2 separate regions of the Homo sapiens genome follow, and region 2 is linked to region 1. The links are chromatin contacts, found by Hi-C in ENCODE. All regions are on one chromosome and are shown on one strand. The core of a region is the stretch at or near the end of the contact, and the rest is flanking DNA. Distances in the headings are between cores, read along the strand shown. Region 1 holds the start of SHPRH (SNF2 histone linker PHD RING helicase). Region 2 overlaps SYNE1 (spectrin repeat containing nuclear envelope protein 1).

Region 1 (5,261 bases), core at 1,014-3,513:
CAGGTGCATTATAAATGAGCAGTAATATTTTGAAAGGAATCTTTTTTTTTTCTGAGCAGTAGGTCTGAACAGTGGGCTTAAAATATCCTGTACATCTATGCTGTTAAGTAGATGTGCTGTCATCCACACTTCATTGTTCCATTTATAGAGTACAGACAGAATAGATTTAGCATAACTCTTTAGGGCCCTAGGAGTTTCAGAATGATAAATGAGTATTGGCCTCAAATTCAAGTCATTAGCTGCATTAGCCCCTAACAAGAGAGTCAACCTGTCCTGTGAAGCTTAGAAGCTATGAAAGTCCTAGATGGCCTTTTCTTTCTATAGAAAGCTGTCTTATCTACATGGAAAATCTGTTGTTTTGTGTGGCCACCTGCTTCAATTATTTTAGCTAGATCTTCTGAAAAACTTGCCACAGCTTCTACATCAGCACTTGCTCCTTCACCTTGTACTTTGATGTTATGGAGATGGCTTCTTTTCTTAAATCTCATGAACCAACCTCTGCTTGCTTCACATTTTTCTGCTACAGCTTCATCACCTCTCTCAGCCTTCACAGAACTGAAAAAAGTTAGGGCCTTGCTCTGGATTAGGCTTTGGCTTAAGGGAATGCTGAGGCTGGTTTTATCTTTTATTCAGGCCACTAAAACTTTTTCCATATCAGCATGAGGCTGTTTCGTTTTCTTATCATTTGTGTTTTCATTGGAGTAGCACTTTTAATTCCCTTCTAGAACTTTTCCTTTGCATTCACAACTTAGCTAACTTTGGTACAAGAGGCCTAGCTTTTGGCTTATCTCAGCTTTTGACATGGCTTCCTCACTAAATTCCTTCGGTTTTCGATTTAAAGTGAGAGATGTGCCACCCTTCCTTTTACTTGAACACTTAATAGTCCATTGTAGGGTTATTAATTGGCCTAATTTCAATATTGTTGTGTCTCAAAGAATAGGGAGGCCTGAAGAGAGGAAGAGAGACAGGCGCCAATAGTGAAGCTTTCAGAACACACACAACATTTATTAAGTTTAGCATCTTCTATGAGCAGAGTTTGTAATGCTCCCAAAAAACTACAATAGTAACATCAAAGATAACTAATCATAGATCACCATAACAGATGAACAGCAAGTGAACACATGCTGCTTGAAAAATGATGCTGACAGACTTGCTTGAGTAAGGTTGCCAAAAAACTTCAATTTATAGGAAAACATATTATCTGCAAAGTACAATAAAGGGAAGCAAAATAAAAGGAGGCGGGGATTTGCTTATGGAAACAGCTTCGTATCTGTGATAAAGGAATATACTAAGTAAAATATGGACTACCCTGGACTGTCTAACACAACTACAACCGATATTCACTTGGACAAGAACTTAGTTCAAGTGCTTCTGTGGTCACACAACCCAAAAGGCCTCCACAGCAGAAAAGCTGCTATTAGGTACTCACTAACTAAGTACTGAGTCCCCAGTGTTTCCTGAGGGTTATTTCACAGGCTCCTGACCCTGAAGCCTCTCAGAGTTATTCCAACATTAAGGTCACTTCTATGAGGAAGAGGTGAGAGGAAAAAAGACCAATAGTGGAAGGCCAGCTTCAGCGCAACACATGTATTTAATAGTTTCTCTCATCTTTGAATATTTATTCACATTTCCCTTTAAAGTCTGTTTTTGAGGGGGAGAAGCTTTATTCGTACCTACTTAGTGGCTGCTTTATAGCAGTAAAATAGATGCTTTTGCAGAATTCTTTTCTGCTTTTCTTTTGTGAGACGGAGTCTCATTCTATCACCCAGTGGGGAGATGTCGGCTTACTCAATCTCTGCCTCGCAGGTTCAAGCATTCTCCTGCTTCAGCCTCCCGAGCAGCTGGGACTACAGGCGGGTACTACAGGCGCGCACCACAACGCCCGGCTAATTTTTGTATTTTTAGTAGAGACGGGGTTTCGCTATCTTGGCCAGGCTGTTCTCCAACTCCTGACCTCAGGAAATCCGCCCGCCTCGGCCTCCCAAAGTGGTGGGATTACAGGCGTGAGCCACCGCTCCTGGCCCCTGCCTTTTTATTAGAGATACAAATCACACACGCCCTTCGCTTCAAGGGGAGCCCCGCCCCCTACTTCGGGCATTCGGCCATCCTGTGTTCTCTAATGGCGTGGGGCAGAGCTATCGCGAGACTCCACTGTATCCTCAGCAAGTTTTTAACAGTGTGAACTTGCGCAGAAGAGACTCATGAAGCCAGCGCAGGAGAAAGGGGGCGGGGTGCTCTGACGAGCGCGTTCGCCTTGACCCCACGCTACAGCGCGCGCCCGGCAGCTAGGCGCTGTGGTTTCTGGGTCTCCCGGGGGACCCCTACACGTTCCGGCAAAAAGCGCTCGTGCCCACCTCAAGCCCATGTTCGGTGGGTGGCGAATGCGTGCCCGTGATCTGCTGGGTCTGTAGAGGAGCGCAGGCCTGGTGCAAACAGACTCAAGAGGCTCGGAGAACCAGCTTGGGTAGGCGCTTGGGTGATGGAAGGTCAGGGGTCAGAGGTCGGGAGGGAGGGAGGGAGGTGGTCTTTGGCCTCCGGGACCAGGGAGGGAGGACGCTGGTTGTCCTGGAGCCCGGGAAGCTCAAGGGCTGAGAGGGAGCCGCTGCGCGAGTCTTCCCCACCTCTTCCCGATCCCGGACTAGCGAACTTCGGACCACCACGTCCCTCCGGGGATAAAGTGGGGTCGTGGGAAAGGAGGCTGTGCTTCTCCTCATGCACTGGGGCCTGCGGTGTTTGTCTCGAGCGTCCAACACACTAGGATCCGGGAGTCCGTCGTCACGCTCCTTGGCCTCGCGGTCGCTTGTTTGCTCGGCCTGCTGGGAGCGATCCGGCGCTGACAGCCCCGCTCAGACTCCGGGAGCCGCTTGTGGGTCTTTCGGAAGATAACTGAGTGGGTACCGTGCGCCGCAGATCTACCCCCGGAGGCTGGAACTGGGTCGCCGCCTCCCTTCTTTGTGCGCGGCATTGTATTAGTAAAAGGGGAGGCAGAGGTTTCTCAGTCCCACTCAAAGTTCTCCGTTACCTTTGGAGCCAGATTAATTACATTCGAATTCAGAACCACTCTTTGACATTGTACAGTTTGACTGGTAGTTGCTATGTTTATGAACGAAGATAGGGTGTTATTTGATGATTAATAGTCACTGTATAATGATCAGTTAAATAATGACCAGGAAGCTTGTGCCCTTTTTCCAAGTAGTTTGACATTAGCACGAGGTAGAAATCCGAGATGTTTGATGCCTTCCAACTTGTACTTAAGGAACTTAAGGAACTTGGGGCTTTTTCTGAACAAAATAAGATAAAGTTATTACTGTTACTTTAAATTATTCCAGTGGGCATTAGTAGGAATGATGAAACTCTTGAATAGAAACGATCCATGATATCTCTACTGTCACAAAAAAGACTATTTAGTTTATGATTAGTAAACATGCTGGAGACAGAGCAGTCCTGAGCAGTATTGTAATGATTATGTCTGTGCTCGATAACCTGCACTTTCTAGAGCTTTAAAGGACCAGTTAACCAGTAAGCTGGCAATTGAGAATAAAATAGTTTACTTTTGAGAGATGCTCTTGTATATCCTCTTTGTCCACCCGAAAGGAGCTGGACTTACAGAATTATTAAAACAAAACTTTTATTATTAAGAGTTTAGGCCAGTAAGATTTAGGGGAAACAATTTGCTGGTGAAAAAGCTTCTTATGAGGGCATTTTTAAAGTTTATGTAACTAGCATATTTTAGCATTCAGTAGAAGAAAATACTCTCACCTTGCTGGAATTATTTCTACAGAAAAGGAAAAGATTATGTTAACCCTGGGTCATTAAGAGCTTCCTAGTACTTAGTAATGAGTGGGCTTCATTTCCATAACACAACATTTTGGACAGGAATATGGCAAGTATGTAATCCTTTTTGCCCTTAATAGCCTAAACCCAGATCTACCATGGATTTGTTGTAATTCAAGATTTGTGTGTATCTTTTAAAGAGGAAATAATATTTTGGAGGGAAAAAATGTGAATTTAAGTTGTGTTATTCATTTGTTGGATTGTCTTAGTAATGTAACATTTTATGTTTATTTTTCTAGCATTCCATCCTTGTTTTCTGTTAAAGATACAGTTCAGGCAGTTTTCCCTGCCTCGTTCTAGTATTTCATTTTTCTCAGAAATACTAGTTTCATATTACCTATAGTCTTCTAGAATGTGGATAAGAGAGACTTCTCCAAAAAGAAATAAGAGTAAAGTATCGTTAGGTCCTCAAAAGGAGGGAATACATCCACGGAATTAGAGATCTTTGTTTCACCCTTTTTGTATGTCTTTACTTCCTAGCACTGACCTGGCATTGGGAGTACAACACTGAATAGGATACTACTCCTGCCCATCTTTCAAAGTGAACACTCTAGCAGTTGGGATCGAGGAGAGAGAGGCCCTTAACTCAGCTTCTCTAGTCATGGAAGCCTTTCCAGGGAAGATTGGGATGGAGACAGGCATAAAAGCAATTCAAGCAAAAGGCTTTTATATTTAAATACAAGACAGTAAAAGTGCGGTCCATATAGAAAACTTCACATAATTACGTTTTACCCAAACACTGCTAATTAAGGAGGAGGAAGAAGTAGTTGTGACTGATAAGGTATGAATAAAACCAGAAGAATATGGGATGTGGTTAGATACAGAATTTCACCAGTACTTGACTTACTAGTTGCCAAATTGCATTTTAGTCATAAGTATATTTGACCAAATACTATTTTCTTTGGTTCAAGAAGTTAACCCTGAATAGAGATTTCCTTAAGTAAAGACTCAGTCAAAACCAGGAGCTTTTTGTTTGGTTGGTTGATTTTTGATCATGAATGTTTACTCAGTTAAGAACTGGACAAAGGGAGAGCATTGCTAGAAATTCTGGTGTTGACTTTTCTGCAGTTTATCATTATCACTGATAAGTACCTTGAGGCACTAATATTGGAAGAATCAGGCTGAAAGAATACATCTGAAGGAATGTGCAAATTATAATGGTGTACATAATTTAAAAGATACTGGATAGGTTTTACCAGAGAACAGAATAAATAGTTGAAGTAATGTTTTCTGGTTTGGTAATATGTCTGTTACAAAATTATTGTGGGAAACATGGCACATATTACTTCTCACATTCCATTGGCTAGGACTGGTCACAGGACCAAACCAAGCTGGGCAGTCATTTCTCAACTACTCTATACTTTGAGTGGAAATAAGTGGATTTTAGTTGGCAGCTGGTTATCCATAACAAGGTTTTTTGAACTTGG
Region 2 (5,261 bases), core at 1,875-4,374, 6.3 Mb before region 1:
TTCAAAAGTTGCATTTAATTTGAAAAAAATCATCCTGCCACTTTTAAATCATAGGAGAGGATACTCACACCTCTTTTCTTTCCGCCTGATGCGGAAAGCCTGCTCATGAATACCAGAGACTGGCCACAGAGGGCTGCTTGTCTTCTAGCGGCCACTCTACCTGAAATTCCTACCTTTATAAACATTTTCAGAAATTTTATAAAGAGAATGGGTAACATTAAACCAAGTGTTCCATTTTATTTTAGTGGATTTGACCACAGCTTGAATAACCAACCCTCAAAGGTAATGAGATTACAAGAGGTTTACACTTACAGAAGCAAGTCGTAGAGTACTATTTCTCAGTGGAAGTCACGTGCATTGGAGTCACATGGGCTAATTATGAAGTGCAGACTGTCATACACCTGGTAAATCAGAACCTTTGGAAGTGGTGACCAGAGTTGCATTTTTTAAAGAAACAATCCAAATGAGTTTTGTACACAATAAGGTTGAGAATTGCAGCTTAAGAAATGGTCACTTGCTGTCAGTGTGGGCACATCTTTGCAGGATACTGTAGCAGGGAGCTGTGCCCAGCCATGTGATTACAAAGGGTGGAAGGCCTAATACTAACTCTGTCTACTTCATAAAGATTCCTCAAATTGCCGGGCATGGTGGCTCACGCCTGTAATCTCAGCACTTTGGGAGGCCAAGGCAGGCAAATCACTTGAGATCAGGAGTTCGAGACCAGCTTGGCCAACATGTCCCTACTAAAAATACAAAAATTAGCTGGGCATGGTGGCGCGTGCCTATAATTCCAGCTACTTGGGAGGCTGAGGCAAGAGAATGGCTTGAACCCCGGAGATGGAGGTTGCAGTGAGCCGAGATTGCGCCACTGCACTCCAGCCTGGGTGACAGAGCGAGACTCCATCTCAAAAATAAAATAAAATAAAATAATAAAAAAGATTCCTTCAATTTTTGTATAATGGCAAACCATTGTGCGAAAGCTTGGTGACTTGAAATTCAAGGAGTCCAGTAATCTGCTAGAGCTCTTTTCTAGTATTAACTAGTTGCAGTAAATGTCATTTATTGAGTACCCACGTGCTAGCCACTAGACAAGATATAGTAAATAGCTATTCAATCACTGTTTTTAAAAATCCTATTAGGTTTAATTAACTGCATCCCCAGAGGTAAAGAAGCAATGATGTCTACTTTTTAAATCCTTGTTTTAAAAATTCCTATACTATTAGGAGTCAAGAAGACTGACTGCCTGCTGGCTGAGTTCTGCTGGACTGTTTTTTGCTCCACTCGGCTTCAGTTGGGCAGGAAGAAACAAACAAAACAACAATAATAACAAAATGTGTGTGTGTGTGTGTGTGTGTGCATGTGCACACGTGTTTTGCATACAGTCAGCCCTCCATATCCATAAGTTCTGCATCCATGAATTCAACCAATCATGGATGGAAAATATTTGAGGAGCAAAAAGGATGGTTGCATCTCTGCATGTTGATCTTCTTTTCTTGTCATTATTCCCTAAATTGTACAGTATAACACCTATTTATAATGCATAGCATCTACATTGTATTAGGTATTATTAGTAATCTAGAGATGATTTAAAGTATTTGGGAAGATGTGCATAGGTTATATGCAAATACTATGCCATTTTACATCAGAAACTGGAATATCTGTGAATTTTGTATCTAAGAGGGTTCCTAGAACCAACGCCCCTCAGTTACTGAGGGATGACTATGTGTACATATGTGTGTGTGCATGTGTATATGTGTGTGTATATATATGAATGTATGTGTATGTATGTACACAATTATTTTAAAGACATTACAATTTAATATTTTTGTCACAAAATGTGTTCTTTTTTTTTTTTTTGAGACAGAGTCTCACTCTGTTGCCCAGGCTGGAGTACAGTGGCACAATCTTGGCTCACTGCAACCTCCATCTCCCGGGTTCAAGCAATTTCTGGCTAATTTTTGTATTTTTAGTAGAGACAGGGTTTCACCATGTTGGCCAGGCTGGTCTTGAACTCCTGATCTCAAGTGATCCCCTCGTCTCAGCCTCACAAAGTGCTAGGATTACAGGCATGAGCCACTGCACCCGGCCCACAAAATGTGTTCTATGTGCACAATAAATGACAGCCTCTGAAACAAAGAAGCCAAAAAAAAAAAAAAAAAAAGAATAATAGTTTTGTACTTTTAGGAATCATGTTTTGAAATATGTATTTTCGTTTTTTAAAGATGCAATAAAGTATAATTTTAATATTTGATACTTAAAATATTTAAGCAAGAAAGTAAAACTTTAATATTTTAGAATTACCATACTCCTAAAATGAATCTATAGTTACCTTTTTAAGGGTTATGTGCTATCCAGATTATATTTCCAATAAGCTCTTAATAAAATATTTAAAACCTCTATCTCTCATAATATATTTTTTCATTCTTGTCTGCTCAAAAACAAAAACAAAAAAACAATTATTTTTTCAAAAGCAAGTGAAATTAAAAGACACTAAATCCGAATTGCATTTCAAGTTTAAAGTTCTAGTTAAAGCCTCAGCAACATTTGAGACATGATGAAGTGAGCAAGAAAAAATTTGATGAATATACAAAATTTTTTTGGGGGGTCAATCTGCATTAAAAATTGGGATTTCCATATGCAATATCTAGCCTATCTAAAAAAAATTCTTAGAGACATAGGAACAGACAGGCTATTGAGTATGTGACCCTATGTAAAATAAATGACTGTCATCTCTGTTGAATGTACTCAGTAGGGTAAGAGCTGAGCCTTGCATTTTTTTTGGTGTGGTTTTAGCCATCACATGACCTAATTTCCATGGCAGGAACCATCTGGTAAATTTCAGATGCTTTCTGCTTTTAAAGAGAGTTGTCAGTTCCTAATGTTGCGGAAGTTCATGATTCCATATGGGGCCTCTCGCGATTAGAAACCACTCATTCGGCCTCATCCCCTCATTTCTCCTTTTGTACCGACGCGGGGACGCGGGCTCGGGCACTTTGGCTGTGCCTGCGCCGCGCCGCGCAGCCTGCGGTCTGGCTCGGTAGCGAGATGCAGGAGGACTCGCCGCCTACACATCCTGCCTCCCGGGCCCGCGCGGCTCTGCGCGCTCATTGGCTCGCCCTGCAGGAAGATGAACGCTACTACTTCTGTTTCCTTTTGATGCTGCTCTGACACCCCGGTGGGGGAAATGTTTCCTCAGGAGCTGGCGCAGAAAATTAAGGGCTACCAGGAGCAGATCGCTTCTTTGAATTCCAAGTGCAAGATGCTGACGATGAAAGCCAAGCACGCCACCATGCTGCTGACGGTGACCGAGGTCGAGGGGCTGGCGGAAGGGACAGAGGACCTGGATGGGGAGCTCCTCCCCACGCCTTCGGCCCACCCCTCTGTGGTCATGGTAAGGATCCAGTGGGTCCCCGCGGCTTTGCTCTTTGACTGGAGCCTGGCGAGTGGCTCCATGTTCCCTCTCCGTGGCTGATTTCAGGGACCAGCCTTCGATCTTGCAGATTCAGAGGGAGGAACAGATTCCTTAAGTCTCTTTGACTACCGTTGGGCCGGGCCAATCTTTGACACTGTAAACAATGACAGTTAAAATGAAACTATGTGCTCGAGACAGCTGAATTACTTAACATGTCAGAGGTCTACCCTGTATTTGTTTATAATTTCGCAATAATACTGAGAGGCTCTGAGCTTTAAACAATAATTTACTTGCACAGTGTTTTAGTTGTCTGGGGGATGGGAAATTCATGGCATATATATTTAGTTGTGGTCTCCACGCTAACTAGCTAACTACATATGTGCATGTACTCTACTGTATAAATGTGTAATACAATTTAGAAGAACAGCTATTGTTAGAAAAATATGAAAACAGACCGTCTAAAGCTTGGCTTTGGATTAAAATAAATCAACTTTGTTATTTTCTATTCTGCACCACTATTTTCCTATACACTTGCCATCTAAAATGCATTGAGTATTTTGGTGACTATAATGTTTCCCAGTGCTGTGTGTTTTCCCTTATATGTGCTGTGCCTCAGGTAATGAGTAACCATACCTGAGCCCATTTGGCAATAACAGTACTTTGGGTGCATTTATCTTCCTACCATATTTGAAACTTGAGATGTCCACAAAAGACCAAGCTTTATTTCACAGACCTTTTCTCATTTGTATGATTCGTGATTTTTCCAGTTATTTATAAAGCCACAAACTCTCCAAAGAAAGGAAAATAATGAAGTATTTAATCAACAACAAAACTTCAATGTCATATGCACCCCCATCCCTGATTGTTTTACAAATGATTACTAGCATCATATTCTCTTGAAGACAGAACTTTTAAATACTAACACAGGATTAATATGTGAATTCGGGTCCCAGTAATTTTAACCTTCGTTTTATAATTAACTCTGTTTTGGCCTGTGCCTGAACAGGACTTATGTTAACATAGCTAATTGATTTTCATGTCCTTTGGGCTACATTTTACGTGGCAGATGACTGCAGGTCGCTGTCACACTTTGCTGTCACCGGTCACTGAGGAGTCTGGGGAGGAGGGAACCAACAGTGAGATTTCCTCTCCACCTGCCTGTCGCTCCCCTTCACCTGTGGCTAATACAGATGCTTCTGTTAACCAGGTACCTCCCAGTTGGCATTCCTCTAGCAATAATCTCTGGGCAGATGCAGGACTCCATTCTCTGTTTCCATTAGATCGTGGGTATGAATCTCAGACTTTGTTGCATTTGGTTCCAGGGACACACTATTAGGTGTTATAGTTGCACAAACTATGATTGTCATGTGTCTCAGTATGTCATCTCCTCTCCTGGGCTACAGAAAGTGGGATGAACAAAAATTAGGTCATGGGAATGATAGCCCAGAAGGCTCTGTTTTAAGACATTATGGCCTTAGTTTCCAGCAATCATCTGGAATGGGGTTCTGCATCCAACAGAAAATAAAAGATGTGTGTCACCATTGTAAAATAACGTGATTCGATGGCTTTATAACATGCATTGAAAATAGTGCTGGCATTTACCAGCTCAGATTTTGAAGACAGGAAACTTCCATTTATTATGTCAGACTTCTTCTTTATTTGCAACTTGTGTACCAATGTAAGGAATGTCTGCCATATTTATACTAGAATGCCTACTAGATTTGAGTGTTTAACTTATCTTTCAATAATCTTAAATTTTATTTTCTATAAAATGGGGAAAATAAAATAACCATTTAGTTATAAGAAGCCTTTTACCATGTATTAAATGTAGATAATACTAAATTAAATG

Evidence for each region. Hi-C counts contacts between places; a loop is a spot of excess contacts on that map. Pooled maps may share reads with other maps.
Region 2: a loop to region 1 is called in a pooled map, with 16 times the contacts of the local background. The contact joins the enhancer-like site here to the promoter of SHPRH in region 1. A Hi-C loop is called at or near these places in 2 of 37 single-sample maps with no recorded cell type and 8 of 50 pooled maps.

Annotation. Positions count from the first base shown.
Region 1 is chr6:145,961,360-145,966,620 of GRCh38, reverse strand. SHPRH (SNF2 histone linker PHD RING helicase) reads left to right here and starts at 2,263. Exons shown (of 30, transcript NM_001042683.3): 1 at 2,263-2,890. RefSeq lists enhancers at 1,787-1,836, 1,388-2,375, 2,287-2,506, 2,617-2,746.
Region 2 is chr6:152,299,999-152,305,259 of GRCh38, reverse strand. It overlaps SYNE1 (spectrin repeat containing nuclear envelope protein 1), which reads left to right. Exons shown (of 146, transcript NM_182961.4): 92 at 3,197-3,391; 93 at 4,479-4,619. Among named protein-coding and RNA genes, the nearest start is that of SYNE1-AS1, 78 kb to the left of the region's middle. RefSeq lists enhancers at 2,811-2,880, 3,031-3,430, 3,481-3,530. Within about 2 kb of position 3,124, at least 35 of the 41 ENCODE cell types and tissues checked have a DNase peak (open chromatin) inside an H3K27ac peak, as active enhancers do.